Regions from separate parts of the Mus musculus genome. Here regions 2 and 3 are each linked to region 1. A link is a loop called in an ENCODE intact Hi-C map of the cell type or tissue named here. Cell type or tissue: left cerebral cortex. All regions are shown on one strand. Region 1 overlaps Gm15517 (predicted gene 15517). Region 2 has its middle 7.4 kb from the start of Nr1h2. Region 3 overlaps Shank1 (SH3 and multiple ankyrin repeat domains 1).

Region 1 (2,500 bases):
CTGACTCCGAGGTCTGGGTGAGGGAGGCCAAGTGCTGTGCGGCTAGGACCCATGGCTATGAACTTGCAGGAAGTGAGGACAGGTGAAGGGGCTGGGGCAGAGGTGGGGGGAGGGAGGGGAGGGAGCTGACTCCTGACCTCCTCCCCCAGAATGTGACCTTGGCCATGGCCGTGTTCACCATCCTAGCCTCCATCTACTTCTTCAACAAGGTGAGGGGGAGGCGGGATGAGAGGGCTCTGTCTCTCCTGTCTCTCTTCATTTGGCCCTGGAGCTTTTACTATCCTGAGCTGCCACGTGTCTACATTGTACTTCTATCTCTGCTCTAGGCTCAGCAGTAAGAAGGCATGACGCCCCACTCCACCAGCTTGGCCCCCGCCTGCTCTGCCATTGCGCTGGCCTCTGAGATCCAATAAATGTAACAGCACCAGACCAAGGCTCCCTGCTCCCTAAGCCCTGCTCCCCACAACCATGGATCTCAGCAGGAAGATGAAAAGGAGAGACCTGGTCCCTAGATCTCAGGGAGGAGGCTAGGGACCTGTCCCTCCAAGTCTATGGGAGGAGGCTGGGCCCTGGACCTCTGAATCTGAGGGAGGAAGCTGGGTCCTGGACCTCTGGGTCTGAGAAAGGAGACTGGGTCCTGGATCTCAAAATCTGTGGGAAGAGGCTGGGCCCTGGACCTCCAAGTCTGTGGAAGGAGGCTGGGCCTTGGATCTCTTGCATCTGTGGGAGGAGGTTGGGCTTAGAGTCCTATGTCTGTGGGAGGAGTGCTGGAGCTTGGACCCCTAGGTCTGAGGGAGAAGTGGGTTTTGAAGAATGCGTAGGAATCTTTAGGTCACATGAGTATTTAAGGGGCATTTCAGCTGTGAGTGCCAGGGCACAGAAAAGAACTTCCAGGGCCCAATTCTCCATCTGGCACTAAACAGCTTGCTCAGGACTTCAGACCTGTCTCTCTGAGCACTCCTACCCAGCAAAGGTGAAAATCTGTTTAAAGAAAGGCCACACTAAGGATTGCCAGAGATCAAAGGTGTGGGCAGATGTTGCGACTGTGTGTAAAGAGTCTGGATATAATTCCTTCCCTGGTTATCTTAAAAAATGATAATATTTCTTCCTTTTATTTTTTTCTTGTCTTAGCAAACTCCTATTCAACTGTGATCACCTGCCATCAAATCCCTTTCCAATAGAAGTGTCCAGAACCCCAAAATAGAGGAGATCTGTTAGCACACGCCAACCTTCCTGCCTCCTCCAACCTCCCCAAAGTGAAAAAAGAAAAATCATTTGTATGCTCTGGGTCTTCGGGAAAAGGACTAGAAATTTCCAATCACGAACAGATTTGTAAATCCGTTTAGTTCAGATCCGCGCAATTTTAGTGGGTTACAAGCAAACTGAGACCAAGACGAACTAGCGGTCGCGCCCTCTGTTGATCAGAGCCAGTAACAGCACCCTTTGTCCTCAAATGCAAGGACTCCTTGTACGCAAAACCAGAAATGGCCGCATGGTGGCGGTGTCAGACTATTTTCCTAGATTTTAATTGGCAGGAGACTGAGACTCCTGCCTGAGCTCTCAACCAGGTATTTCCCAAGCATCCACCTCCTCCTGTAAATAGAGTGGCCTCTCCCTCCCTGCACCTCCCTACCCACATGGCTCACACCAGGCCCTTCTGCTATACCCTTAGCCCCGTAACTCAAAAAAACGGCTGAGCAGCCGCACCCTAACGGCTTTTCACCTGCTGTGCCACACACTCCGAGCGGGCTGAGGAGCCCTTTGCAACCCCTAGTCTGCGAGTCCTCCATTGAAAGCTTCCGGAGCAAACCTTCCTGCCTCACCCCGTCTCTTCACTCTCCAGGTGGGCTTGGCTGTCAGCGGTTTTTCAACCGCGGAACCAAGTCAACCTTTGCGCCCTCCACATCCCTCCTTCCCCCAGGGCTTGACCATTTATGTGGTTTCTGAGTCCTCAGGGAGCTATCAACTTGGCATTTTCTCAACCGCAGTCCAGCGGAGATGGATGTGTCTCGGGCCGGCGCTGTGGAGAGCCACTGAGGGCTTTGTCAATTCCCACCACTGGGCTTGGGGTGGGACGGAGCATCGATTCTGCTCTGAACGTTCCCCAGGGTGCTATGAATGGGCAGCTGGGGTTCTGAGGCGGCTCCTTTTTGTGAGGAAGCTGAGCGCTTCGAATGGGTAGCTCTGCTGCCCGGGAAATTCTTTCACAGACCTTCACTCAGACAAAGATGGGATTTTTTTTTTATTATTATTATCACTATGCTTATTTTTAAAAGTAAATACTTGTTTTTGTTTTTCGAGGCAGTGTTTCCCTGTGTAGCCCTGGCTGTTCTGGAACTCACTCTGTAGACCAGGCTGGCCTCGAACTCAGAAATCCACCTGCCTCTGCCTCCCAAGTGCTGGGATTAAAGGCATGCGCCACCACTACCCGGCTAGTAAATACCTGTTATATGCCAGGATTATAGTATGTGCTTTAAAGATTATAATTTAGTTAATCGAC
Region 2 (2,500 bases), 300 kb after region 1:
AACAAAACAAAACAAAAAGCTGGAAAAATAATAGACAGCAAAACAAACAAACAAAAAACCCAGGAGACACCAAAGGAGCATCAGAGAAGTTGGAGCTGAAACTACAGGCATTTTGGGGGGTCATCTGAAGCAGGTGCTGACATCAGAACCCCAGCCCTGGGACAGAGCAGCTCACAAAAAACACAGCAGATGTGACATTTGAAATTATGTGTACACAGTCACGAGGCTGAAAGTCCACTGTGTGGCACCATCTGTCCCTAGGTATGTCATAATAAAATGTTCCTCCCCCACATACCATGTCCCGTAGGCTGGGGTAGAGCCGACATAGTTTGTTTAGCAGGCAGGAGGGAGTACCAAAAAGTAAAATCCACTAAAAAGATCTGATGGGGGTGGCCTTGAGCCCCTGGGTGTGCGTGTGTGTGCGTGTGCGTGCACGCATGTGTGCACCCGAGTGGGCACACTACAGGGCAGAAGGAACAGCATGGACCAAGGAGTGCAGGGAGGAATACATCCAGAGCCCTCAGATACCAGCAAGGCTAGGGTGGGTGGAAACTTTGAGTAAAGAGAGTATGCAAAAGATCTGAGAAGGAAATGGGCCAGGCTTGGACATCCTAGCTACCCAAGAGTCTGAGGCAGGAGGATCACCAGTTCAAGGCCTATCAGGTTTACAGAACAAGGTCAAATGAGCCTGGGCAACTTAATGTCACCTGTCTCAAAATAAAAAAGTAAAAAGGTGATTTAGGTTGTGGCTCGGGGGTAGAGTCCCTGCCCAGTGAGGAGCTTTGGGCATGGTTCATTGGTAGAACCCCAAGCGTAGCATGCCCTTGTCTCTGGGTTCCATCCCCGGTCGCCAAACGGGGTGGTGATGTAGCCCCACTTGCCCGGCTGTATGAAGAAGAGCATTTTCTCCCAGATAGCTTGGAAGACACTGTCAGAGAGGAAGAAACTACCAGCGATGGGTTTGGCTAGAGCCACAGGCAGGAAAGCTGCAGAGAGGTTGGTTGTACCTCCCAGCAGCTGAAGCCCTCTAGGTACCGCAGAGGGATCTTGTTTGGAAACACAGCCCCACGCTGCCACCGTGTGGCCATGTTATGATTTGCAGAAAACATTTAGAAAGTTCCTTAATAAAACGTAATACAAGGGTCCCAGAATGAAGGTGACAAGAAGAGGTGAATGGTCAGGGTTATTTAACTTGAATGAATGAATGAATGAATGAATGAATGAATGAATGAATGAATGAATGAATGAATGAATGAATGAATGAATGAATGAATGAATGAATGGTCAGGGTTATTTCATTTAAATAAATAAATAAATAAATAGTAAAAATGAGGACATGATTGTTCCCAGGTGTGGTTGAGAAGAGAACAGCCAGGCCAGAGGTATCTTGGAAGAGTACAAACTGAACCAGGCTAGAGGACAGAACCTGGCCATGGGAGAGTGGGGCAAGAAAGGAAAAGGGGCGCGGGTGTGTGTGTGTGGCACAAGAAAGGAGCGAGGACCGAGAGAAGACCAAGACATCCCGTAGCCAAAATGGTTGATGTTATATAGGAATCAGAGAAGCTGAGGGAAGAGAAGGGAGCTCAGGGGCTGGAAAGGTTCAGGGTAGGGGGCAGTGTGAAAAGTACTGAGATGAGCCAGGACTCTGTAACAGGTATTAATGGTAATGATATTGGCCGACATCCACCTTGATACGTTAAATGGGCACCTCAGCCATTTGGGTTTCTTTTTTGGTTTTTTGTTTTTTGTTTTTTCTAATAGTTGTAACCGACACTCTGCCTGCAACTGAGGCTCTGCCTGCTGTTTTTGTTTTGTTTGTTTTTAGTTATTTATTATTTATTTTATGTATATGAGTACAATGTAACTATATTCAGACACAGCAGAAGAGGGCATCAGAATCCCATTGCAGATGGTTGTGAGCCACCATGTGGTTGCTGGGAATTGAACTCAGGACCTCTGGAAGAGCAGTCAGTGCTCTTAACCGCTGAGCCATCTCTCCAGCCTCCTAACAGAATATTTCTTTCTTCTTTCTTTCTCTCTTTCTTTTAAGATTTATTTATGTATGTTTGTGGGTGCACTGTCTCTGCCTGCCGTTTAAGAGAAGGCCGGGACAGGATGAGCATGGGGAATCCATACAATCTCTCCTACCAGTATTTAGTAGGTGATGGCTGTTTCTAGGTGCCAGGAAAGTGTTCAGAAATCAACCCACGAATTTTTAATTTTAATTATGTGTGTGAGTACAGTGGCCATGGAGATTGGAAATGCCCTGGATCTGGGGTTACAGGCTTTTGTGAATCGCCCAAACTGGATGTTGGGAGCTAAACCTAGGTCCTCTGCGAGAGCAGCCAGTGCTCTCAACCACCAAGCCCCCTCTCTGGTTCTATTTTATTTCGTTGGTTTTTTGTTTGTTTGTTTGTTTTTTAAGAGTCTTATGTAGCACACTTTTGTCTTGAACTCTTTATGTAGTGAGGATAACCTTGAAGTTCTGATCCAACTGCCT
Region 3 (2,500 bases), 89 kb after region 1:
AGACAGACAGATGGAATGATAAACAGGTACAAATGATGAATTGACAGAACAATGGATTGGTGACCAGACAGACAATTTTTTTTTCTTGAATGAGTTGAAACTGGGGCTGGAAAGATGGTTCCATTGCTAAGAGGGTTTGCTGTGTCACCATGAGGATGGGAGTTTGGGTTCCAGGCTTGGATAGCCCTGCAGCCCACCCACTTCCCCCACATATGCAACTCTAGCTCTTGTGCCTTTCTCCGGCCTCTATGAGCCCCTCCAGCATGCGCGTGCGCGCGCGCACACACACACACACACTTTTAAGTCTGACGTGAGCTGCAGCTGCTGGGAATCAGAACTGGGTCCTCATGTCTGTATGTGTGGCAAAGCGTATTACTGACTGAGCAATCGCTCCAGCCCTGATTTCTTTTTTGAAAGATTCCGCCAACTCTGGAAAAGAGACCAGAAAGGAGTGAAGGAGAGAGGAAACAACAAAGCCAGAGGGGTGGCTGCCACCACAGGCCAGAAGAGTGTCAATGGGACCTGGGTACAGGCCACGACTGCAGGTGGTACCTGCTTTAGTGGGACTGCTCGGCTGCCTGCTTTTCTTTTCTTTCTCCTGACTGCTTCCCCAGAGAATTCTCCCAGGACTTGCTTTCTAGCTTCTGTGTGCCTCGTCTCTGCCATGAAAGAGCTCAGAGGAGAAAGTAATTTCCTTTTGGAGTGTGGAGAACTCTGACTGATCCCTCTTCGCTCTCTTTTCTCTCTTCCTCTAACTGCTGCCCCGAAGTCGAGCTTTGATCCTCACCACCGCTCCCAGCCAAGTTATGACCGGCCTTCTTTCCTGCCTCCCGGACCTGGCCTTATGCTCCGGCAGAAATCTATCGGTATGTCCCCCAGAAAGGACCGTAGCCCAGGGGCAGGAGAGGACTGTCTAGGTTTGGAAATGTGCTGCAGCACCACATCCGACCCTGGTTAGAGGAGGTCGGGTTTGGATGAATTCCAACTTTGCTTCTCGCCTGCGGGACTGCGTGGGTGGTCTCTCGGCTTCCTGACCTTCATCTAGAAAACCGGGGTCTTTGGTGTCCAGAGGAAGGATTGTTGGTAGCATGCGGGTAGTAAGTGGAGGCAGATCCTTGTTGAGAGAGAAGCTAGCTACTTCCTAGGCGTCTCTGTGTAAAATAATAGCCTTTTCTTCTTCTCAAGCACGCTTTAAACTCGCTCCAAGTCACCATTATCATGGATTCAGGCCTTTGACTAATTAGGAAATGGCTCCCCCTCCTGGCCAGAGGGTGAAATTCCACTGAATTTCTCTTGCGCCTCTGCTGTTGTATAGCTTGTATGCAGAAGGAGCTGGGCCAGTCCCTAATTCCTCCATTGGTCTTACGTATCTCAACAGGGGCTGCGGAAGATGACAGACCCTACCTAGCACCCCCAGCCATGAAATTCAGTCGTAGCCTGTCAGTCCCGGGTTCAGAGGACATACCCCCACCACCCACTACATCCCCACCAGAGCCGCCCTATAGCACACCTCCGGCCCCCTCCTCTTCCGGCCGCCTCACTCCCTCGCCTCGGGGAGGGCCCTTTAACCCTGGTTCCGGGGGTCCCCTTCCCGCCTCCTCACCTTCATCTTTCGATGGGCCATCTCCTCCTGACCCCCGTAGTGGGGGCCGAGAGAAGAGCCTATATCACAGTGGCGCCCTACCCCCTGCCCACCACCACCCACCTCATCACCACCATCATCACGCCCCACCTCCTCAGCCCCACCATCACCATGCGCATCCTCCCCACCCACCGGAGATGGAGACAGGAGGTTCCCCCGACGATCCCCCACCTCGATTGGCTCTGGGACCCCAGCCCAGCCTTCGAGGCTGGCGAGGTGGAGGACCCAGCCCGACCTCGGGGGCCCCATCACCTTCCCACCACAGTAGCAGCGGAGGCAGTAGCGGTCCTGCTCAGGCTCCCGCCCTGCGCTACTTCCAGCTGCCCCCGAGGGCGGCCAGTGCGGCTATGTACGTACCAGCCCGCTCCGGCCGCGGTCGCAAAGGCCCGCTGGTCAAGCAGACCAAAGTGGAAGGCGAGCCCCAAAAGGGCAGCCTCCCTCCCGCGTCCTCTCCAACATCCCCGGCGTTGCCTCGGTCCGAACCACCTCCGGCCGGGCCGTCGGAGAAAAATTCCATCCCTATCCCTACCATCATCATCAAAGCCCCATCTACCAGTAGCAGCGGCCGCAGTAGCCAGGGAAGCAGCACAGAGGCTGAGCCCCCCACCCAGCCCGACGGCGCGGGCGGCGGAGGATCCTCGCCTAGCCCTGCACCTGCCACGTCCCCTGTACCGCCGTCCCCGTCGCCCGTGCCCACCCCTGCGTCACCCAGCGGCCCGGCCACCCTGGATTTCACTAGCCAGTTTGGAGCAGCCCTAGTGGGCGCGGCGCGGAGGGAGGGAGGCTGGCAAAACGAAGCCCGGCGGCGGTCCACGCTATTCCTGTCCACCGACGCAGGAGATGAGGATGGAGGCGACA

What was found. Hi-C counts contacts between places; a loop is a spot of excess contacts. Peaks named below come from ENCODE experiments on the same cell type or tissue, not always from the same donor. Only the 100,000 strongest peaks of a DNase experiment are listed, where the experiment ranks them.
Region 2: a loop joins it to region 1, with 7 times the contacts of the local background. A loop is called at or near these places in 8 of 42 quality-filtered maps.
Region 3: a loop joins it to region 1, with 16 times the contacts of the local background. A loop is called at or near these places in 37 of 42 quality-filtered maps.

The regions. Positions count from the first base shown.
Region 1 is chr7:44,261,463-44,263,962 of GRCm38, forward strand. Gm15517 (predicted gene 15517) reads left to right here. Exons shown (of 3, transcript NM_001384596.1): 1 at 1-72; 2 at 150-209; 3 at 327-429. The coding sequence starts at 58. The coding sequence ends at 338. Among named protein-coding and RNA genes, the nearest start is that of Gm15517, 1.3 kb to the left of the region's middle. In left cerebral cortex, a CTCF peak has its summit at 1,456; DNase peaks (open chromatin) are centred at 1,470 and 1,948; H3K4me3 peaks cover 638 bases.
Region 2 is chr7:44,560,164-44,562,663 of GRCm38, forward strand. No RefSeq gene overlaps it. Among named protein-coding and RNA genes, the nearest start is that of Nr1h2, 7.4 kb to the left of the region's middle. In left cerebral cortex, a CTCF peak has its summit at 1,067 (motif pointing left); DNase peaks (open chromatin) are centred at 236 and 1,068.
Region 3 is chr7:44,350,179-44,352,678 of GRCm38, forward strand. Shank1 (SH3 and multiple ankyrin repeat domains 1) reads left to right here. Exons shown (of 25, transcript NM_001034115.1): 23 at 770-866; 24 at 1,379-2,500. Among named protein-coding and RNA genes, the nearest start is that of Gm39001, 23 kb to the right of the region's middle. In left cerebral cortex, a CTCF peak has its summit at 1,270 (motif pointing left); DNase peaks (open chromatin) are centred at 1,255, 1,722 and 2,358; H3K4me3 peaks cover 275 bases; H3K27ac peaks cover 1,789 bases.